Linked DNA regions of Homo sapiens: region 1 is linked to region 2. A link is a loop called in an ENCODE intact Hi-C map of the cell type or tissue named here. Cell type or tissue: heart left ventricle. All regions are shown on one strand. Each heading gives the region's core, and the rest is flanking DNA. Links, peaks and the distances in the headings are about the cores only. Region 1 overlaps ADCY10 (adenylate cyclase 10). Region 2 overlaps GPR161 (G protein-coupled receptor 161).

Evidence for each region. A loop is a pair of places that touch in the nucleus more often than their neighbours do. Peaks named below come from ENCODE experiments on the same cell type or tissue, not always from the same donor. Only the 100,000 strongest peaks of a DNase experiment are listed, where the experiment ranks them.
Region 1: it touches region 2 in a loop (2.6-fold over the local background); 24 of 110 quality-filtered maps call a loop at or near these places.

The regions. Positions count from the first base shown.
Region 1 is chr1:167,813,021-167,824,828 of GRCh38, reverse strand. It overlaps ADCY10 (adenylate cyclase 10), which reads left to right. Exons shown (of 33, transcript NM_018417.6): 27 at 1-178; 28 at 257-353; 29 at 1,706-1,821; 30 at 2,688-2,805; 31 at 6,562-6,757. Among named protein-coding and RNA genes, the nearest start is that of ADCY10, 95 kb to the left of the region's middle. RefSeq lists a silencer at 4,396-4,545. In heart left ventricle, for the core only: no CTCF peak of the experiment used is centred there; a DNase peak (open chromatin) is centred at 4,548; H3K4me3 peaks cover 895 bases; H3K27ac peaks cover 985 bases.
Region 2 is chr1:168,079,164-168,090,971 of GRCh38, reverse strand. It overlaps GPR161 (G protein-coupled receptor 161), which reads left to right. Exons shown (of 6, transcript NM_001375883.1): 4 at 304-408; 5 at 3,268-3,387; 6 at 5,176-11,430. The coding sequence ends at 5,441. Among named protein-coding and RNA genes, the nearest start is that of GPR161, 52 kb to the left of the region's middle. RefSeq lists an enhancer at 4,935-5,435 and a silencer at 8,387-8,681. In heart left ventricle, for the core only: CTCF peaks have their summits at 5,839, 6,041 (motif pointing left) and 8,523 (motif pointing right); DNase peaks (open chromatin) are centred at 5,391, 6,011 and 8,541; H3K4me3 peaks cover 811 bases; H3K27ac peaks cover 1,608 bases.

The DNA.
Region 1 (11,808 bases), core at 1,436-9,435, 270 kb after region 2:
CTATACCACCACCTGGCTGGCTACAAAGGTGTGTGGTTCAAATATGAAGTCATGGCCATGGAGCACATCTTCAACCTCCCCCTGAAAGGCGAGGGCATTGAAATCGTGGCATACGTGGCTGAGACACTGGTCTTCAACAAGCTCATAATGGGACACCTGGATTTGGCCATTGAGTTAGGTAAGGGCTGGCTGGGCAAGATGGGACATGAGGATACAAGGAATGCCCCACAATATACTGGAATTGTTTTCTTCCCAGGCTCCCGAGCCCTTCAGATGTGGGCACTGCTCCAGAATCCCAACCGACATTATCAGTCCCTCTGCAGACTTAGCAGATGTCTCCTTCTGAACAGCAGGTATTTATCTTAAAGCATTTTCCAAAATTAGGGGGAGGAGGCCGTATTATTGAGTATTCTGGGTTCAACTTTAGCCTAGTCCTAGGGTGGGGAAGGGAGTAGAGTTTGCAGTAAGAAAATGTAACTGATAGTAGTCACCCTTTTTTCTTTTTTCAGACAGAGTCTTGCTCTGTCTCCCAGGCTGGAGTGCAGTAGTGCAATCTTGGCTCACTGCAACCTCTGCCTTCCGGGTTTAGACAATTCTCCTGCCTCAACCTCCCACGTAGCTGGGATTACAGGCAACGTGCCACCACACCCAGCTAATTTTTGTATTTTTTAGAAGAGAGGGGGTTTCACCCTGTTGGCCAGGCTGGTCTTGAACTCCTGACCTCAAGTGACCCACCCACCTCAGCCTCCCAAAGTGTTGGGATTACAGGCATGAGCCACTGCGCCAGGCCTTGTCTTTTTTATTTTAAACAGAATTCTTTGCCTTGCATCATCTCTAATCTGGTTGCTCTGGCCAGTGATCAGAGGGTAGTCAGACAGTCATCCCAGCTGTGGGAATCAGGCCTCCACTTCTGTCAGGTGGAGACAAAGGGAAAAGTCTTCCAGGGAGGCAAATGGCCAGAGAATAGCAACCAGGACTAGAGGTCAAGGCCAATTTGCTCTGACTCTGGTCACCCTGATATAGAGGACCCAGGAAAGAACAATTTGAAAAAAGAGCCAATTTGAGATTGAGGTTTTAGTCCTGGATAGGGGTGTGTTTGAAATCTGTTTAAGAGGTATATTTGGTTCCGAATTACTGAGAAGGACCAAGACTAGACCAGGAAGGGACTTTACTGAACCTCATCCTATCCACTGCTTTTTTTATTCAATAGCTTTGGGGGTATAAATGGTTTTCGGTCACATAGATGAATTTTATAGAGGTGAATTCTGAGATTTTAGTGCACCTGTCACCCGAGCAGTGTACACATACCCAACATGTAGTCTTTTATTCCTCACTTCCCTCCTCCCCTCCCCTCCGAGGCCCCAAAGTCCATTATATCCACTGCTTTTTTTTTTTTTTTTTTTTGAGATGGAGTTTCGCTCTTTTGCCCAGGCTGGAGTGCAGTGGTGCGTTATTGGCTCACCACAACCTCCGCCTTCTGGTTTCAAGCGATTCTCCTGCCTCAGCCTCCCAAGTAGCTGGGATTACAGGCGCCCGCCACCATGCCCAGCTAATTTTTGTATTTTTAGTGGAGATGGGGTTTCACCATGTTGGCCAGGCTGGTCTCGAACTCCTGACCTCGTGATCCACCCACCTCAGCCTCCCAAAGTGCTGGGATTACAATATCCACCACTTTTTAATGGCCACTACCTTTTCTTTTCCATAGATACCCGCAATTGATCCAGGTGCTGGGGCGGCTGTGGGAGCTTTCTGTAACACAGGAACACATCTTCAGCAAGGCATTTTTCTATTTTGTCTGCTTGGACATCCTGCTTTATTCTGGTAAGTGTGGGTTTGGGATGTAAAAGAACTTGGGGGTGTTGATACCTGTGCTGGTGTGGTGTGGCAGCTCTCAGGTTGGGGCTTTGGGACCACTAGGTTTCTGGCTGGTGGACTTACAGGGCAGGGATGGAGAGAGGCTGGTTGTGTGAGCTGAAGCACTGTCTAGCAGGTGCCGAGATTGTAAAGGCACGGCAAGAAGGAGAATTAAGTCTGAAGGAACCTGATGGATATGAGCTGCCAGTTAAACTGTCAGATCAATTTGCACCTAAGTGATAGTGGCTGACTGTCTTACTATGTGCCTTTTACCAGGGGTTTTTAACTTTTAGCAGGATGTACTTAGAGACTTCACGCTTTAGAATGAAGGACTAGATTGCTTGAGGTGAGAGTTCCAGGCTGGTAGCTATTGGTGATTTGGAAAATAAGTTACTTCCTGATAACCTTCAAGTGACACCAAGTAGGTCACTTGAAGTGTACACACTAAACCACAGGAACCAACCTGAATTGTTTTCCCCACATGTGATCTTGAAAGGGGATGCAGACATTGCCATCAACAAAGGAAGCATGTGTGGAGAGACAGAGAAGTCCTAGGCTGCACTAAGGCCAGGAAGGATTAGTTTAAACCCCACACCTGCCTGGTCGGTACTGTGGAACTGTAGTATATATCCATAACACTCCCCAATAGGTAGGACTCAGCAAACACAGGGCAATCCAGTCATGAGGTTGTTGCAATCCACGGGACCCTCTGGATTCATACAATAATCAGAGGCAACTCTCCCTGCAGTGGGAAATTCAACTGAGAGTGACTAGGCTAGAAAGATGATCACCCACACCTACTAATAACTCTCACCCATTCCTCTCTCTCTTAGGTTTTGTTTATAGAACATTTGAAGAATGTTTGGAATTCATACACCAATACGAAAACAACAGAATCCTCAAGTTCCACAGTGGACTCCTCCTGGGACTTTATTCCTCTGTAGCTATCTGGTAACAATGTGTGGCATATCACTAAATTCCCAAAGTGAAAATGTTGAATCCCAAGGAAGAGTTCTTGAAAAATCTTTTAGAAAGTATTCATAATTTATACCTGAGACAGCTTAAGGGTGTCAGAGGATATTTACACAGAGAGACATGTTAGGGATCAACTAGTTCATCCCCCTTGGCCAAGGACAGAAAAGTAAATTTATCTCAATTACATCCATGCAATAAACATTTATCGCAAACATATCATGTTGTGGTGATACAGGGATAAATAAGAAAAGATTGCTTTCTTCAGAGGGGTGCTGGGGTTTGAGGAAGACTAATGAATAGCACCACTTGCCCACCCGGCACCTGCCCATATCTAATCACATGGATTGACAAAGCCAATGTTGGAAGACATGGCTTATATCTTCACGAAAGCGGGCTTCGTAATATTGAGCACTGGAATTAGACTTAACCCATTCAGCAGCAGGCAGTTCTGGAAAACTGTAGGTCTACTCACATGGAGGCAGGCCTCTTGTAGCAGAGAGATCAGTATCACACTCCCTGTTGGCTTCACTGGCTCTCAAGATAGAGAGAGACACGGACTGAGTTATACTTGCCCAATTCATCTCCCAAATCACCAGCAAGATCTCTCCTTATCATTGAAAGGGCAAGTAAAGCGGGGAAAGAGTTCTGGTGCTTTGCACCAAATAGAGGCCCCTTACATGGAAGGAAATTTCAGGAGTGAGGAAGCAGCATTCTCCCCGCACCCCATTAACTCATTAAGCCTAAGGCTCAATTCCTTTAACCTACTACGTTTTTAACTCAGTTAAGCATGTAGCTATTATGGTCATACCCTTAAGGAAGGAGATGAATGCTAAGGTTCTAAAATGGGTCAGAACAGAACATTCATTAAATTATTTCCATGACTATCCCCAAGACTGAAAATCGCCCCCTATTATTTTATTTCCTATCTTAATTATATGCAACCGTATGGTCTATCAGAGGTTTGTGATGAGACTAAATGACAATATGAAGACATTCCTATATAAAATGCTACAAGTTAGAACAGCTCCAAATTGGAATAGAAATCCACCCCTTCCTTCTTTCTGAGACAGTCTTGCTGTGTCACCCAGGTTGGAGTCCCGTGGTGCGATCGCGGATCACTGCAGCCTCGCCTTCCCAGGCTCAAGTGATCCTCCCAAACACCTCAGCTTCCTGAGTAGCTGGAGTTGCAGGCACATACCACCACGCCTGGCTAATTTTAATCTTTTGTAGAGATGGGATGTCGTGATGTTGCCCAGGCTGGTCTCCAACTCCTGGGCTCAGGTCCCGTCTACCTCAGCCTTCCCAAATGCTGGGATTACAGGCATGAGCCACTGCACCTGGCAAGAAATCCCCTCTTATTATTAAAATTAATGAGGAGAAATTAAAATCCAAAAATTGATTACTCTTGCCAATTAAAGTTCAAAATCAAATAACTTACCAATGTGAGTTAAAGGTTAAGGAATCTAAAGTCCAGAAATCATCCAAATTTATTTTTCTTGTCTATCTCAGCAGGAGAATTTTTTAAACAGCTGTGTCCTAGGCCAATGCTGCTCAGACTTTAGTGGGCATAAAAATCACCTGGAGGGCAGTCGGCCAGCTCTCGGGGTGCTGAGCCAGGCGGGCTAGGCGAGGCGCGGGCTGGCCCCGCCCCTCTGGCCGGCCCCGCCCCTCAAGGCCGGCTAGTCCCCTTCCCAGAGACTTGGCTAGGCGGCCGGCGCTGCGGCGCCAGCAGCCCTGTGGTGGCGACGACGATGGACCAGGACCCAGTGGGCCCTGTGGAACGAGGAGAAGCCGTCGCAGCCTCGGGAGCTGCGGCCGCCGCGGCATTCGGGGAATCTGCGGGGCAGGAAATTAAGGGATCCAAAAAGCTGAGTCATGGTCCAAAAGGAAACGTTGATGTCAGGACAACCATAGCCAAATTTTATCTCAAGGATGAGTAACGAAAGAGGCTTTGAAACGTAGAACTGGGAGTCATAGGAAAAAAGAAGAAAGTCCCAAGGAGAGTCATCCACTTTGTTAGTGGCAAAACAATGGAAGAATACAGCACAGATGAAGATGAAGTTGATGGCCTGGAGAAGATGTTTTGCCTACTGTTGATCCGATTTGGCTTTAAATATTTGGCTATTAGAAAATCATGCCGGGCGCGGTGGCTGACACCTGTAATCCCAGCACTTTGGGAGGCCGAGGCCGGCAGATCACCTGAGGTCGGGAGTTCAAGACCAGCCTGACCAACATGGAGAAACCCCATCTCTACTAAAAATACAAAAAAATTAGCCAGGCATGGTGGCGCATGCCTGTAAACCCAGCTACCTGGGAGGCTGAGGCAGGAGAATTGTTTGAACCCAGGAGGCGAAGGTTGCGGTGAGCCAAGATCGCGCCATTGCACTCCAGCCTGGGCAACAAGAGCAAAACTTGGGTCTCAAAAAATAAAAAAAAATAAAAAATAAAAAAATCATAAGCAGGCCAGGAGCAGTGGCTCACGCCTGTAATCGCAGCACTTTGGGAGGCTGAGGTGGGTGGATCACCTGAGGTCAGGAGTTCGAGACCAGCCTGGCCAATATGGTGAAACCGTGTCTCTACTAAAAATATAAAAAATTAGGCAGGCGTGATGGCAGGCGCCTGTAATCCCAGCGAGGCAGGAGAATTGCTTCAACCAGGGAAGCAGAGGTTGCAGTGGGCTGAGATCGTGCCATTGTACTCCAGCCTGGTCAACAAGGGTGAAACTCCATCTAAAAAAAAAAAAAAAAAAAAATCGGATTTTCTACACAGAAAATATTCAAAGGATTGTACCATATACTCTGAAGGTAGTTCCAAATGCAGGTAGAATATTAAAGAGGTATTTCATGCAATGTAAGAATTGTTGGAATAAATGTCTTATTTTTAATTACTTTGAAGGGTTAAAAAAAAAATCACCTGGAGAGCTTGTTAACTCAGAGATGCCACACCCCCAGAGCCTGTCTGATTCAGTAGACCTGGACTGAACCAGAGAACCTGCATTAATGAGAATCCAGGTGATACTGATGATGCCAGTCTGTGGACTACATTTTGAGCAGTACTGGCCTAAATCATCTCTCTTTGGTATTGGAACAATTTCTTCAAGCCCCAGAATCCACAGCTCCAAGTGTCTGATCTCCCTCACTTTTTAATTTAAAAAGCCAAAGTGGCCGGGCATGGTGGCACAGCCTGTAATCCCAGCACTTTGGGAGGCCAAGGCGGGTGGATCACCTGAGGTCAGGAGTTCGAGACCAGCCTAGCCAACATGGTGAAACCCCGTATCTACTTAAAATACAAAAAATTAGCTGGGCGTGGTGGTACACACCTGTAGTCCCAGCTACTCGGGAGGCTGAGGCAGGAGAATCACTTGAACCCAGGAGGCAGAGGTTGCAGTAAGCCAAGATTGTGCCATTGCACTCCAGACTGGGGGACAAGAGCAAGACTTCGTCTCAAAAAAAGAAAAAAAGCCAAAGCCAAAGAGTTCAATGGTGGCTAATATTACCTGAGTGTTTCCAAGGATTCTATTCATCTCAAGTCATCAAAAAAATTTATTATTTCCTTGCTCTGTATCACATAATTTCCTGCTTTTTTAGGGAGTGTGAAGCAGGGGTAGGCAGGAGACTACACACTTCCAGAGACCCAGGTAAAGGAAGCTGCACATCCAGAGAGACATTTCAGAAAGCCAGCCTATTCCTAATGGGTGATACTGATTTTTCTTATTCTCTTGTGGTAATGCAGGTATGCCAGACTTCAGGAATGGGACAACTTTTACAAATTTTCCAATAGAGCTAAAAATCTTTTGCCAAGAAGAACCATGACACTTACTTACTATGACGGAATATCTAGGTACATGGAGGGGCAAGTTCTTCACCTTCAAAAACAAATCAAAGAACAGTCAGAGAATGCCCAAGCCAGTGGGGAGGAGCTACTCAAGGTGAGGCCTATTCTCCAGTTTCCAGTATAAAATATGCCTTAAATGGATCTCTGTCTACTTCCTGTGCTAATTATTTTCTCATTATAGAATTCATATATTTTTATAATAGAAGTTTTTGAAGGCACTTCCCCAAAGTAAGAAAGAAAATATAAATTGCCCATAACCTTACTACTCAGAGATAAGTACTTTTTGTATATTGAGATCCCACTTTTCAAGTATTTTTCTGTGTGTGTGCATGCACATTTCTCTATTTTGTAATTTGCTATTAAATATATTATGAATAATTTCCTGTCATTAAATTGTTTTTCACATCACGATTTAAAAGGAAGCATGGTACTTTATCTTACAGATATATGATTGTATGGCCTAATTATTATTGGATAGAACTTTTCTGTATGATTTTATTGCTATTGCTGTGATAAAGCATCCTGGTAGACAAATCATTCCACACGACAATTTAAAAAATTCAAATATGTATTAAGCATATTAATACAAGAGTGCTGGGGCGCAAGAGTGAGCAAATTAAACACCTCCAAGAGTTTACAACCTGGCATGGGCAAGCCCCCAAGAGAATAAAGGGCTAAATCTCTGGTGTTGGGTTGACACGTTTGCCTTGTTCTTGTAAACACTGAGCACAGGTGTACTAGTTTTCTATTGCTCTGTCACTCATTACCACAAAGTAAACAGCTTAAAACAACACCCACTTCTTAACAGAGCCTCCCTTTGTCACCCAGGCTGGAGTGCAGTGGCGCAATCTCGACTCACTGCAACCTCCGCCTCCCGGGTTCAAACAATTCTCGTACCTCAGCCTCCCAAGTAGCTGGGATTACAGGCACGTGCCACCATGCCTGGCTAATTTTTGTATTTTTAGTAGAGATGGGGATTTCACCACATTAGCCAGGCTGGTCTTGAACTCTTGACCTCAAGTGATCCACCCACCTCAGCCTTCCAAAGTGCTGGGATTACAGGTGTAAGCCACCATGCCAAGGCCAAAACAACACCACTTCTTAACTCACAGTTTGGCGGGTCCAAAGCCTGGGTGGTCTGGTCTGGGATCTCTGCTTAGGAGATGTATTTACATAAGTAGACATAATTGAATAATTGAACACATTGTTGCTGTTATTTTGAACAAACTGTCATCTTTTAGAATAAGAAAAGGAAAATTTTTATTTTACCTCCACTTACTCCTTCTTCAATGCTTTCTTTCTTTATGTAGATCTAAGTTTCTGAACTACATATTTTCCTTCTCTCTAAAGAATTTCTTTAACATTTCTTGCAAGTCAGAGCTATTAGCAACAACTTCCTTCAATTTTAGTTTGAGAAGTCTTTATTTTGTCTTCAATTTTGAAGGATAATTTCACTGGGTAAAGAATTCTAGGGATTTTTTTCCTGTCAACAGGTCATGGCACTGTCTTCTTGCTTGCATGGTTTCTGAGGAAAAGTGAAAGGCAATTCTTTTTTTGTTGTTGTTCCTTTATAGAAGTCCCTTGGGCTTCTTTAAAACTTTTTGTTTTTCTCTTTTTTTTGAAATGGAGTCTCACTCTGTCACCCAGGCTGGAGTGCAGTGGCGTGATCTTGACTCACTGCAACCTCCACCTCCTGGGTTCAAGCAATTCTCCTGCCACAGACTCCTGAGTAGCTGGGATTACAGGTGCCCGCCAACATGCCTGACTAATTTTTGTATTTTTAGTAAAGACAGGGTTTCACCATGTTGGCCAGTCTGGTCTTGAACTCCTGACCTCAAGTGACCTGCCCACCTCTGCCTCCCAAAGTGCTGGGATTACAGGTGTGAACCACCGTGCCTGACCTAAAATTTTTTATCTTTGATTTTCTGTAGTTTACAAATTATATGCCTATGTGTTGGGGTTTTGGGGCATATATCCTACATGGTGTTCTGCGAGCTTCCTGGATCTGTGGTTTGGTGTTTGACCTTAATTTGGAAAACATTTCAGTCTTTCTTGCTTCAAGTATTTCTGATGTTACTTTCCTCTTTCTTCTCCTTCTGATATTTCTATTATGCATCTAGTATACCTTTTGTACTTATCCCACAATCCTTGGATATTCTGTTATGGTTTTTCTTTTCTAGTCTTTGCTCTCTTAGCTTGTCAGTTTTGTAGGTTTCTATTGATATGCTCTTGAACTCAGAGATTCTTTCCTCAGCGGGGTCCTGTCTACTAATAAGCCTGTCAAAGGCATTCTTCATTTCTCTCACAGTGTTTTTGATCTCTAGCATTTATTTTTTGTTCTTAGGATTTCCATCTCTCTGCTTATATTGCTCTTACATGCTCTCTACTTTATTCATTAGAGCTTTTAGCATATTAATCATAGTTATTTTAAATTCCCAGTCTGATAATTTCAACATCCCTGTCATGTCTGCTTCTGACTTGTGTTTTCAAACTATGTTTTTGCCTTTTAGTATGCCTTGTAATTTTTCTTGATAGCCAGATATGATGTATCAGGTAAAAAGACTTTGTCTAAATAAGTCTTTAGTAATGTGATGGTAAGGTGTGAGGAGAGGGAAAGCATTCTACAGTCCTATGATTAGGTCTCAGTCTTTTAGTGAGCCTATTCCTCTGGACTAAGAACTTCACAAGTGCTTTTCAGTCCCCTCTTCCTTAGGTGGGACATAATGGCTAGAACTGGGTTTAGTTGGGTATTCCTCTTCCCCAAGATCAGTTAGACTCTAGTAAAACCCCTGGAGGTTAGGCTCTGGTTACATAGTTTCTCCTGAGGGCACACCTTGTTTAGAAAAACGGAGTACTCTGGCATATTTCAAAATGGTTCCTTTTCCTCTTCCTCTGCTGAAAGAATGAGAGATTTTTTTTCCTCCAATATTTACTGAGAGATCCTGGTTGAGCTTCTGGAGGTAAAACACACAAAACTGTGGGGGCTCACCTGAAGGTGTTTGGGGTTTTTTTTTGTCTAATTTTTGTTGTTGTTGTTGTTGGAGACAGAGTCTCACTCTGTCGCCCAGGCTGGAGTGCAATGGCGTGATCTCGGCTCACTGCAACCTCCGTCTCCTAGGTTCAAGTGATTCTCGTGCCTCAGCCTCCCGAGTAGCTGGGATTACAGGCACCCGCCATCATGCCTGGCTAATTTTTGTATTTTTGTAGAGATGGGGTTTCACCATGTTGGCCAGGCTGGTCCTGAACTCCTGACCTCAGGTGATCCGACCACCTCGGCCTCCCAAAGTGCTGGGATTACAGGCATGAGCCCACGTGTGGCCTAATTTTTTTTTATTGTGATCCAAATACACATAGCATAAAACTTAACATTTTAATCATGTTTAAGTATGCAGTTCAGTGGTATGAAATACATTTCTAATGTTGTGTATCCATGTCTGCCCTCCATCTCCATAACTCTCTTCATCTTGTCAAACAACAACTCTATACCCATTAAGTGTATGTTTGTTATATTTAGTTGGTTTATTGTGTTGTCTAAGTCCTCTGTGTCTTATCTTTTGTATAATTGTTCTATCCATTATTGACTGTTAGTGAAGTCTCCAACTACTATTATAGAACTGTCTATTTCTACCTTTAATTTTGTCAGTTTTTGCTTCATATATATTGACGATCTTATTGGATGCATAAATGTTTATAATTGTTATATTTTTATTTTAAAAATATAATTATAAAACAAATGTTTATAATTGTTATATATATTTTGCTGTATTTAAATTTTTATTAATATATTATTCTTTGCCTCTTGTAAGTTTCTTTCTGATTTAAAGTTTATTTTGTCTGACATTAGTATAGCCACCTTTATTCTCTTTGGGTTACTATTTGTATAAAGTATCTTTTTCTATCTTCACTTTCCATTTATTTGTGTCTTTGGATCTAAAGTGAGTCTCTTTTAGTATGTAATTAGATCATGTTTTTAAAAAATCCATTCTGCCAACTTGTTTTTTTGTTGAGAGTTTAATTCAATTTAAAGTAATTACTGATAAAGAGGGACTTGTGTGTATCATTTTGCTATTTGTTTTCAATATGCCTTACAGCTTTTTCATTCCTCATTTCCTGAACTAGTGTCTTATTTTGCATTTAATTTTTCATAGTGGAACATTTAAGTTCTTTCCCCATTTTCTTTTGTATATATTCTATAGCTATTTTCCTTATGGTTACCATGAGGATTACATTTAGCATCCTAAAGTTAACTTCAGTAATGCACAAAGAACTCCACTCCTTTAATAGCTTCCCACCCCTTTCAGTTGTTGATGTCACAGAATTACATTTTTGTACATTATATGCCCCAAAACATAAATGAATAATTATTTTAAATGATCAGTCTCTTCAATTATGTAGAAAACAAACTGTGGAGTTACAACCCAAAGTTACAATACTACTAGCTTTTGGGCTACTAAATTTTAAAAACGTATTAATCTCTTAAAAACGTAGAAAACAAAACAAGTTACAAACTGTTATTACAATAACACTTAATTGTCCATGTATTTACCTTTGTTGAGATCTTTATTTCTTCTTAGAGCTTTGACTGTCCTTTCATTTTACCCTACAGGGCTCCTTTAGGTATTTCTTGTCTTTCTTTCTTTTCTTTTCTTTCTTTTTTTTAAGGCGTGGGCATTTTTTGGAAGAAAGTCCTGGTGGTAATTAACTTTGTTTTTGATTGTCTGGGAATGTCTTAATTTCTCCCTTATCTTCGAAGGACGCTTTTGCTGAATAGAAGACTCTTGGTTGACGGGTTTTTTTTTGTTTTTTTAATATTTTGAATGTATTGGCCCACTGCCTTCTGACCTCTAAATTTTCAGATGAGAAATCTGCTCATGATCTTATTGAAGATGTCTTGTATGTGATTAGTTGCTTCTCTCACTGCTTTCAAGTTTTGTGTCTTTCACTTTTCAAAAGTGATTATATTTGTCTCAGTGTGTATCTCTTTAAGTTTATCTTACTTGGAGTTTGTTGAGCTTCTTGGATGTTTATATTCATGTCTTTTATCAAATTTGGAAAGTTTTTAACCATTATTTCTTCAAATATTCTTTCTAGTCCTTTCTCTCTCTCTTCTTCTTCAGGGACTTCCACAATGCATTTATTGGTTCA
Region 2 (11,808 bases), core at 1,714-9,713:
ATTTTCCCTCCTGCCTGCCTTTTTGATTGTGCTCCCTGGCCCTCTGTCATCACCTTGGTGGTGGTTGACATTGTCAGGAGAGTTTCCCCTTTGGGGGAACCCAGTGAGTGCTGCTGACACAGTGGGACAGAAAAGAGGGGCGAGCCAGGAGGGAGCAGCTAAGCTCTCCTGTCTTTCAGGGAGTTGAGAGTGAGTTTTGCAAGGGCGAACAGAAGGGCAGGAGATGGGTCTGTGGGGAAACGGAGGCTGGGGCCCCTCCTTGCAGAGTGTGATTGTGTTGTCAATGCCAATTTTGTCTTTCAGACCTGGGCCTGTCCCCACACCTCACTGCGCTCATGGCAGGTGGACAGCCCCTGGGGCACAGCAGCAGCACGGGGGACACTGGCTTCAGCTGCTCCCAGGACTCAGGTAACCTGCGTGCTTTATAAGCCTCTCACCTGTCGCGTTTTCCCTGTGTTGCGTTTCCCCCGTGTCGCGTTTCCCCTGTGCAGGCTCAAGAGCTGGCGGAGGGGCATTTCCCACGGTGGGTGGGGGGTGAGAATCATAAGTCTGGGTTTCCAGTCGTGGCTTTGACTTTTCAGCTTTCCTGTGTCTCAGTTTCTTCCTCTACAAAATGGGGCTGTCAGTTCCTGTTCTCTCTGCCGCACGGTGTTATTAGGGGGTTGAAAGTGAGTGAAAGCCTTTGCAAAATTAAAATGAGAAATGATTGTGATGATAATAACCACTGACCCAGAGGGGCCTTGCAGTCAGCCTGCCTGGTCTTCAGTCTCCAGTTGGCTTTTTAAGAGCTGTGTTATCTCAAGCAAGTTGCATGATCTCCTCCTAAACCCTCAACTTTCCCCATCTGTGAAATGGGGGTACTAATCCCCATTACAGGGCAGCTGTGAGAATTGAGAGACTTAATGAATGTGAAGCACTCATCTTGTTCTTGGCACAGAAGGAGCCCTCCAGCAAGGTCAGCTGGCCTTGTCTCCTCACTCCATGTCCTTTGATATGAAACTCAGTCTCCCTGTAGAAACGCATCTCCACCACAAATCCTGCAGAGCCCTCCCTTTAGCCTCTGCCTAAAGGATCTTGCAAGCCCAGGGCTGCTCCTTGTCTGAGCAGTCGGCTTCCTGGCATCAGAGTCATGGCACCGGGGAGGTGGGGAGCTGCAGATGCTGTATCCTGTGCTGGAAGCACGCTGTTAGAGCCACAGGAGGCCCTGGGCAGAGGCGCATGGGCAGAGGCAGGGAGTCACACTCATGGCTCCACATTGCTGAGGAAGAGCCAGGGTGTCTGGCCACACCTGCTGCCCATCCCCAGGCTGGCTGTTGGTGCACTGGCGCCTGGAGGGAGTGCCGCTGAAGCTGCACAAAGCCGCATGCCTGGCAGTGGGTCTGCCGCTCCCAGCTCCTCCATCTCTCTGCTCTTGGGAGCCTTTGAAAAACCACCTCTGACTTGACCTGGGTTTCCTGTTCCCCATGAGTGCTCCAGGGCTGCGCCTAAGCCTGTGTCATGGAACTCAGGGGTGAGCCTTGGGGTTGGCACCGGGACCAGGCCATGACCTCTCTTAGTCATGGAGAATTTTCCTTGGAAAATTCCTTATCTGGCAACCCAGAGGGCCCCGCACCACACGGAGTCATATATGAAGCACTGATCACACTGTGCCCTCTAGGCCTGAGTCCCTCATGTGATTTAAGGAAAGTCTCTGTTACTCCCCAGTCTGCTTCCCTGTTCTCAGACAACTAAAGGGATCCAGAGGCACTGCAACATTCATTCATTCATTCATTCATTCAGCAGTTATTTGCCACGTTCCTGCCTTGGCCGGACCCTGTGCCAGATGCTGGGGGCACAGTGGTGAACTGCCATTGTTGTGGAGGCTTCAGTTCATAAAAGATTGAACTGTAAAGTATATAAAGATTGTAAAGTATACAATTCTCATTGAATTGTATACTTTAAATGAGTCAGTTACATGGCATGTGAATTACATCTCTATAAAACTGGTTTTGAAAGATGATGAATGTGTCGAGAGCTGTGAAAGGGGAAGCCCTAGTGGAGTGGGAGCCCGTGGGCTGCTATAGGTAGGGGAGTTAGAGAGACTGCTCTGAGCATGCGATGTCGAAAGCTGAAGCATACGTGGAAGGTGCCCCGGCGCAAGGAGTGAGGGGACAGCACTGTAGGCAGAAGAAAGAGCATGGGCTTCGGGGCACACAGATCTGGTGTGAGTCTCAGCCCTGCCCTTTGTTCGCTGTGTCCTTATCAGGAATGATGGCCCTCAATTTAGCCCCTGCTGTGTGCAAGCACTATGCTAGATGTTTACATGTCTCAACTCAAAATCCCCACAACTCCGTGAGGTAGACTGAATGATGACCCCAGGTTTACAGACGTGGAAAGATACTGAGGCATTAAATAACCTGCCAGTGATCCTAGGTCTGTCCGACCCAAGCCTGTGTGTTTAACCACCATATTCTACCTCCCAAAGGACTGTTTCTTCTCTATGTCGGGTAATCACACCTCTGCGAGGTGCTCTGAAACAGCATCTAAAGAGCTCCAGGTTTCTCTTTCTTCCTTATTTTCTGAGCTTCAAGGCCTTTATGGATTGAAAGCTGGAAGCTAAGAACGGGGCTGGATCTGACACTGGTCCTAGTGTTGGGGAAGGGCACTGTTGAGTGATGGGTCCCATCTCAGCTCTTCCTTCCCTCCCTTCCCTCTGCCCCATTCCCTCTGCCTGCTCTGCCCACCTATCTCTAGTAGGACTTCCCTGACCTTCTCCCTTTATTTCCCTGCTTTTTAGGGGAAAATTTGTCAATTATTTTTTGATCCCCAAAGAACTCTACATTTTGGAGCTTTACATGTTTATTTAGTACAACATATTTTAACTGTGGTGATAGAAATTCAGACTGTAGGAAGAATCACTCAGAATATAAAGTTCCTTTTAGTAGGACCCTCTCCTCTACTCGGCCCTTCTCCCCACTTCCCTTCCATGCTGGGCCGGCAGATGCCATGCTTCTGGGGTCTGGTCATTGAGGCAGATAACCCCCTACTTCAGATAACTTGGCTGCATTTTTTGTGTGGCTGACGCAGCCCCACCGGCTGTCTGCAAACTCCCTGAAACAGGATGACAGGCGGGTGTTTCTTGGGCACGTGCTGCGGCGCAGTCAGCTCCACTTGATGATGGGTTTGGATGAACGGGAGAAGAGGGGTGGAAGGGGTGTTGAGAGGGGAGAAGAGGCCAGGAGGACTTTAGATTGTAGTTACATATGCACAATCTGCCCGTTGTTTTAGGGACAGATATGATGCTGCTTGAGGACTACACGTCTGATGACAACCCTCCCTCTCACTGCACTTGCCCACCCAAGAGAAGGAGCTCGGTGACATTTGAGGATGAAGTGGAACAAATCAAAGGTTGGCTTCTGTGACTGATTGCTTCAAGAAAACATAGGGAAACGGAAAGGATCTTAGGACAATTCCTTGGCTCAGGCTGGCTCCCATCCCGGAATATATCAGGGCTCCATCCCTTTGCTCACTCCCTGGTTACTCCCAGCCCTGTTGGTCTCACCTGAGTCCTTAGGCACCCAGTTCTCAGAGCAAGCAGCATCGAAGGCTGGGCAAACAATGGCTGTCAAACTCCACACACACACACACACACACACACCCACACGTGTTTACACACACAGCCCAGATCCTGGGTGAGGTATGGTTATAACTGAACCTGCTTTCCCTGAGCCTCAGTTTCCTCCTGTGGAAAATGAGATAATGGCCCAATGAGTGTATCTGCTTTGCTGGAGGCCAAAGCTGCCATCTTGCTTGTCCGTCGCTCCTACAGCGGTGATGGCCCTTGGGTCCTGTGAGGAGAATGAGTTCTGCCGCAGCCCAATCCCTACATTTTTCTACTCTATATCTTCCCCGCTCACCCCCAGGGACTGTTGTTTACTCTGGAACTTGGAATTCGTTTCCCATCCAGACATGCTGATTAGGAGAGTGACAAGAGCCATCCAGATACCAATATGACTGGGCTGTGGATTTGGTGGAGTCCAGGGGCTGTCCGATGTAAGGAGGCTCTTCAGAAATGTTGAATATGGAAATAAATATGGCCTCTGTCAGAGTTTTAGGTTCATAATTAATCACATCTCTTCTCCACACCCCTCCCTGAGTTCAGAATGAATGGAGAGGTTGTTACAGAGGTCAGAGGTGGAAAACAGTTCATTCGCTTCACTGGCAAAGCAGATTATAGAACAGAGCTTGGGCCAGCAGCCTCATGGGCTTTATAATATATTGCCTTTCTATAGGAAAAAATGAACTAAATGCTCCCCAACCCCCCAGCCCACGTAGGGCCACACTTGCCCCATCAGTCCTGCTTTGTGAGTGTGGCAGCTCCAAAGGCACCCTCCAGGTGGTGCAAGAGCAAGGCACTGCCAGGGGGTCCTCCCCTGCCATGAGTGAGTGGCAGGGCAGAGAGTGGCTGGAGGTCCCTCCAGTCTTTCCCTCTTGGAGAGTGGGGTACAGGTTGCCTACTTTCCAGAAAATGTAAGGAGGAGAGGATAAATTGTTCCCCTGAAATGTCCAGAGAAAATAGGCAATGAGTTAATAATAACAGGGAACAGGGTGTGAAATTGAAGGGCTCCCCCCTCTCACTTCTGTTCGTTTTAGTTTAGGGCTCCTAATCCTGGGAGGGGGCTTGAACCTGTAATGTCACGTCCAACCTTGAGGTTCTGCATGGGGAATCTCTGAGCAAATATGGAGAGGAGAGAGATGACATTAGGGTTTGTGGAAGTTTTGTTACACTGCTTCAGGGAGCTCAAAGACCAGAATACTCTTTCAAAGATGTAAAAATGTTGATTAGCATTAGTAGAAAGTATTTATCAAGTCTTTTCTATGGGCCAGACATAGGCCAAACATCTTAGAAAGAATTATCTCCTTTAGTTATCACAGTAACTTCTTGGAGTAAGAGGTATCTTAATATCTTCTCTTTACAGATGAGGAAACTGAGGCTAGATTAGATACTTTTTCCAAGATTTCCCAGGTAGGAAGTCAGGGAGTCAGCTTTTGGTCTAGGAATGGAACTTTGAAACCCACGCCCTTAACTGCGGTTTGTCTCCCTCCCCGGGGTGGTGGAGCAGCAGCAGGCTTGTCCCCAAGGTAGTCCCCAGGCCTGGCTCCTCAGCTGACTTTTTTTTCTGCCTTCTCCCTCAGAAGCTGCCAAGAACTCGATTCTTCATGTGAAAGCTGAAGTACACAAGTCCTTGGACAGTTACGCAGCAAGCTTGGCCAAAGCCATTGAGGCCGAAGCCAAAATCAACTTATTTGGGGAGGAGGCTTTGCCAGGGGTCTTGGTTACAGCACGGACTGTCCCGGGGGGCGGCTTCGGGGGCCGCCGAGGCAGCAGAACTCTTGTGAGCCAGAGGCTGCAGTTGCAGAGCATCGAAGAAGGAGATGTTTTAGCTGCCGAGCAGAGATGAGGGCCTCAGGGTGCCGTGGGGCTGCAGCCTGAGAGGCTGGCCCGGGGAGGAGTTCCCATCACCGCCTGTGCCGCGGCCTTGGGAGCATGTCACTGTGTACAGCTGGCCACACACAGGGAAGGAGCAGCATCTGGTATGCAGCCACCAGGACAAGGACTGAAAATAATGTCTACAGTCCACAGCTTCAGCATTTCCAGAGACCACATGTGAGCTTCTTTTAGGTCCCAGTGATGGGACCAGAAGCATCTAAAGCAAAAAAAAAACCAAAAAAAAATCTAGAGATGTGGCTGTGGCTTTTTGGGAGGTGGGGCATGGGAGGACCAGAGACGAAGGGCTTGGAAGGAGACCCCCACATGCATCATTTCCTCCTCTTCACAGTGTGCTGGGAGTCCAGCCGTGCACTGTGCCAGATGCCTCAGGAGGAGAACCCTCCCCAGTGTACTGTGAAGGATGACACAGCACTTCTTCCTAATGACACGCGACCGTCCTGGTGCCTCTACATGGTTGATGCGGGCAGTGTGGGACCCTCAGTTCTAGGACTGGTCCGCAGAGAAAGCACCCAGGAGCAGAGCGCTTCGGAGCGGTCCTCAGTGGCGCCACCTGCTGGTGCTAATAGGGACAGCCACAGGCCTCTTGCAGACTGGCCCACCCTGCCTACTTCCCTACTGACAAGTTCTTTGGTATTTCAAAAGGGAGAAACCACTATAAAAGACAAGAGGAAGGGCAGGTACTAGGTGTTTCATTTCCAGAATTAAAAAAAAAATCCATTTAAGACGTACCACTGTTTTACCGGACTGAATGGGACTGTAGTGCCAAGCACAGCCAGGAAATAGAGAAACTGTTATTATGGAAGGGAATTTGTTCACATGGGAAAGCCTCATTAAATAGATTCTATGTGTGATGTTTGAGTGACCAATGAAAATAGCTGGCCTCAGTTCTGCATGGCACACTCCCAAGAGCAACAGTTACTATTATCACAAGCCTGGTATAAATAAGATAGAAGCAGCCCTGGACCCACAGCCAGCAACCTGGGTTATTGGCCCAGCTCTGTCTTTGTGTGCACATGTCATTTGGACATCTTGTCACCTTTCTAGGTCCTCTGTAAAGTGGGAAAACAGAGTGGAGTTGGATTGAATGGTCTCCAAGATCATTTCCAGCTCTGACCTTTGGTGTTCTCAGGATTTGTAAAGCAGAGATAGGTAAAACACAAAAGCAGACCCACGGACCGACCTTTGTATAACTTTGGAGTGTGGTTGCTCATGCACATGTGAAGTGCAGGCAGATCAAGGTTCTGTGGCTTTGTCTGCCCTGTCCATTAGAGCACAATCTGGATAGAATGCCAGCCACCAAGATGCATGAGGGGCAGGGTCACCATCTCAGAAGGGGAAGCACAGGAATGTGATTGGGATGGTTAAACCTCTCTTCTCCTCCCTTTGTGCTGGAACAGCAGTTGAAGTTTGGTCCTGGAGTAATTGCTGTGATGACTTGGGAAGCCACTGATCTCCTCTTGCGTCTGCCCTTGGCCTGCATCATGACTAAATAAGTTCAGGACTTCTCTGCTTTGGTTGGCAGAAGGTAGATTCCAAGGAGATCTTGCTGGTTGCTGAGAGGCAGCTGTTCTAGAAAGTGAATTACCCTTGTGGTTTTTTCTTTGGGGCCCAGCTAGCTCCTGGTGAGGTTGTGTTTTTGTGTTGTGTGGCAGAAACCAATGGTTAGCTGGTCCCCTGGTCTGCAGTTTGTAAAAGACCTTTCATGAGGCCTGGAGTCTTGCTACCTGTGGTGATTGAACTCAACTATTCTGGGTCACCTGGATGCCAGGCGCTGGCCTAGCTTCTGGATGGGAGTGGGAAGGAGCAGAGGGCAGGTTCACCTGTGCAGGTCAGACACTCTGCTTCCATCACTGGATGGCATTCCTACGTCTGCGTGTGGTTCACGTTTTCTATATATATTCCCTGTATATATTTTTTTCTAGCACTTGTCTACTTTCTGAAGGGACCATATTCCTGATCAACTAGTGTGCACAGAGGTGGAACAGGGCAGAGAGACCTTTATCTCTAGGATGGGTTGCTGGTTAGGTGTAGGCATTCTTGAGTGCAGCAGCTTGGCTTTGAAACGCAAGGGTTGGAGAATGTTCCCCTGACTGTACTAGACTGGGCTCTAGGGAAAGAATCCTGAGACAGCCCCCCACTCCCCCACTGACCCCACACTAGCTGGGCTATTATAGAATTTAATCTAAATCTAGAAATACTGCATTTCACAAAATGATTCACTGTGTTTCCCTTTTTTTACTGAGGTCCAATTCATTTAGTCGTCTACCAGACACTGCACATCCAGTGTATGCGAAGCACCAGGCTAGGCTCTGTAGGCAATACCACTAAAGTGTGCACTCTGATTTAGGGAGCAGGACCTGTGGATACCGATTCTAATAACTAGCAAAGTCAAGTCGTGGTTATAGAAAGAAGTGTGGCTTCAGAGGGAGGTGGGTATTTCCAAATATGGAGTTAGGGATGGCTCCATGAGGTAAGTGACAGTTTGAGCTAAGTCTTGAAGGATGCTTGGCAGCTAGAACCATATTTTCCATATTCAGGAATTCAAATTTGCCTTTATTCAGCTAGAGAGAAAGAGAGAAGGGGGTGTGGGGGAGAAGGAAAAGAGAATTTTCACACATTTTGAAGTTCCTGAGAGCATTTCTGAGGATATCTGCCGTTAGTGCAGAAGGTCGAAACCCCAAGTGCCCCCACTAAACCCAGGCTCTTTAGCTGTAAACTGCCATGCAGTGGCAGGCCTGCAGCCTTCCTGATGGGACCACATGGACAGTGGCACATGGGACATTTGGCTACTCGTTAGCTTAAACAACTCAGTCCTGTGTCTTCTGGTTTTGACAAGACCACATTTAGGACTGCTGCCCACCTCTGCCTCTTTCATTGAGATTTCCGCCTTATTGGGTCCCTGTGCTATGCCACAGATACCAGGTTTGGGGTTGTTTTGACCCAGAAGGCATTGGGAGTCCCACATTACAGAGCACACACACAGCTCAACACAGCCATTTCCCTGGCCAGAGGCACCAAGACTGAAGTTCAGGCCCTTAGACACTAGGTGGCAGCGGTGTGGCTGTGCAGAGCCAAGGATGAACCTGAGAGCTTGTTTGCCTCTGGCTGGGCACTCTTGTTTTGAATTCCTTTGCCCTTATCGTGTAGTCCACGGCCTTGGTGACCAAGGACCACCTGGCTAGCCTGCTTACATGCATGACCCCATCCAGGTTCACAGGTATTGCCACTGAGTGATCTTAGGTAGATCACTGCTCCTGGAGAAGCAGAGTTGAGGAGTGTAAGACAAGGGCCATCTAGTGCCAATGTTCCTTGATTCTTATTTGAGGAGCTACTATGTGGTCTTTCTGTAAACAAGTGAACAACCAATGAGACTAAATATTTGCAATAGATAGGCTAAGGAATTTGGGTTGAGACAGGAGACGGAGGAAAAATGCTTTGATACAATGACAGATGGTTAGTCTCTTCAGATTTCCCTGAATATTTTCCATCCCGACAATATGCCTCTTAGATACTTGCAGATTAGACATGTCTCTGGATGGACCACAAGATACATTCACAACATGTGTTCAGCCTTGAGCCCTGGCTGTGTCCTGTCTGGAAGGAACTGAGGATGATGTGGCTATAAAGAGGAGGCAGTGAGCTGGCATGTGACTGCCTTCTGTGGGCCTGACCTGTTTGACATTTGAGGGCCTATGATGTGCTAGGTGCTGTGTTAGGTACTTCCAAATGCTTTATCTCATTTTACCCCAGTGCAAGTGTGATATAGTGAGGATGGTGAAGACGTGGGTATGGTTAAGTCATGAGTTCAGATCCCGTGCTTCCAATTACATGGGTGTTTTCAAACAAGTCACTACTTATGAGTTTCCTCATCTGTGAAGGGAAGTTTAGTCATCTGTTTCAATGTGGAGACACACAGGATTGAGGGAGTCCTCCGTCACAGGGTGACTGTCTGGATTCTATGAGGAAATACTTGGAAAGCATGCAGCACAATGCCTGGGGTGCAGCTGAAGCTGAGCCACTGGTGTTTCTTCACAGTATCTCTGTGGGGAGGGTGTATTATTCCTTTTTATAGGGATCTCTATAATGAAGTGAGAATCTTGAAAATATAAGTGTTATCCTAGATGGGAGGTGTTAAAGGTTTTTGCCTTGGGAATTTTGTCATATTTGTTGCACAGCAAGGAAGGACTTTCAGAAAAGCAGGGATGTGGTGAGGAAGAGCAGGCAATAGAGAGCAGGGAGGAAAGGCTAAGTAGCATCTGGAACTTGAGAAGTCTAAGGGAGCCAAAATGAGATTTTCTATTAAAAATGTCTATCCTCAGCCGGGCGTGGTAGCTCACGCCTGTAATCCCAGCACTTTGGGGGGTCGAGATGGGCAGATCACCTGAGGTCAGGAGTTCGAGACCAGCCTGACCAATATGGAGAAACCCCGTCTCTACTAAAAATACAAAATTAGTTGCGCGTGGTGGTGGGCGCCTGTAATCCCAGCTACTCAGGAGCCTGAGGCAGGAGAATCACTTAAACCCAGGAGGCGGAGGTTGCAGTGAGCCGAGATCGCGCCATTGCACTCCAGCCTGGGCAACAAGAGCGAAACCCCGCCTAAAAAAAGAAAAAAAAGAAAAAGTCTATCCTCTATGCTACTGGCCTGTTTGTACAAAGATAAAATCATTCTAATTTGTCCGGAATGACTATCAAAGATGATCAAATCCCCAGGGCCTGGTGTAACGTTCCAAATCATAGCACAAATACAGCTTGACCTTCCTTACAGTCCAGAAAGGACATTCTCCCTGAGAAATGCCCTTGGTTGCTGAGGACAGCTCTGTCCTGTAGTGACAGAGTGACTGCCTGGCTGTGGCTCTTGGGTTCACAGAATCCCTAATCCTCCAAGCCCCTAAGAGGCAGGGCAGGGATGCTACCCACAATATATGCAGAACCCCAGATGGAGCCTGTGGGAGAGAGAGGAAATTACCGTCTTCACTGTAGGCAAAGGAGAATGGCTGTGATTAGCCATATATGCCTATAAGAAGGAGCAGAGCCATACTGTCCTTGTGGGTTGGGAGAGGGGACACAGAATCCAGGGCAATTGTCTGAGGTCTCAAAGTAAGTTAAGCCAGAGTCAAAGCCAAACTCCAAGTCTTGGCCAAGGGGATGAGAAAAGCAAGGAGCTAGTCTTATAGGTCAAGGAAGATGAGGTATAGTTAAGAGTCATCAGTATCACAGAACAGGCCAGCAGGGCTTTATTAGGTATGTAGAACTATTATAAACCAAGGATCTTGGGAGATATTAATATCTGCTGGCCAGACCTAAAAAAAACTGAAGGCCCAAGGAAAGTGACTGGACTCACTGGAAAGTATCTAACAAATACTTTGGATTCCAAAGTATTTCCAATACCTTGAAGATTCCTTTGAAAACATCAAAGCACAAACTCAAATCTGCACAAGATTACAAAAGCACAATTTTGGTGTTATTTTTAGAATGCAATACACAAAGCTATGTTCATTTCTCTCAGCAAGCATTTTCCTGGGTAGTAGTAATAGCTTAGGAATCAAATGCCACTTTTGTTTTTCCTTTTTTCACTAGTTTGAAATACCACAAATCACAGGTGAGTCAGTCCTCCCAGAGGAAAAGACAGTCCTAGGGAGAATCACAGGCCTGGCAGACAAGACCACACTGAGAGCAGTAGAAGGAACCTGCATGCTTAAGGGACAGAGGACTGTGTTGTGTTCTCATAATAGACCGCTGGATGAAGAAGTGGTTAAAAACCAACCCTCGAAAAACAAAAATCCCTGGCTAATCCTGAAATATATTTAACTTGAAGTCTTTGGATGATTTTTTTAAGGTTAAAAAAAAGTTTAGGATTATTATAAATCAATATTTATAAATAAGCAACAATGTATTTGGAATTTTTGTTTACCTGATTAAATATGTTTTTGGTATGTGTATACTGTGGAAATGGTGAATTTGTACTTGGACTTGTGGTCTGTGGACTTTGTTGGGTGCCTCTGCCTTTCTCCCATTTTCTGCAGCCATATCCCTATTGTCAACCTCCCTTCCCATGGGCTAAAGCGAGGGAGACTGAGCAGAAAGGGGTGGATTACTGCAGAATTGGTGGGGGAGTGCCCATACCAGAGTCACCTGCAAATACTCATCCATGCATTTTCATAAATTCCTCCAAGGCAATTAAATTCAGATAACTGTTTAAATGACCTACTTCTCACCATGCCCAAGAAACACTCTTAACCCAGAGTTTTTATGGGAGCTATGCCCTGTCTATCCATCTACAGATGTATTTTCTACCCCATAATCAAAAGTCAAAGAGG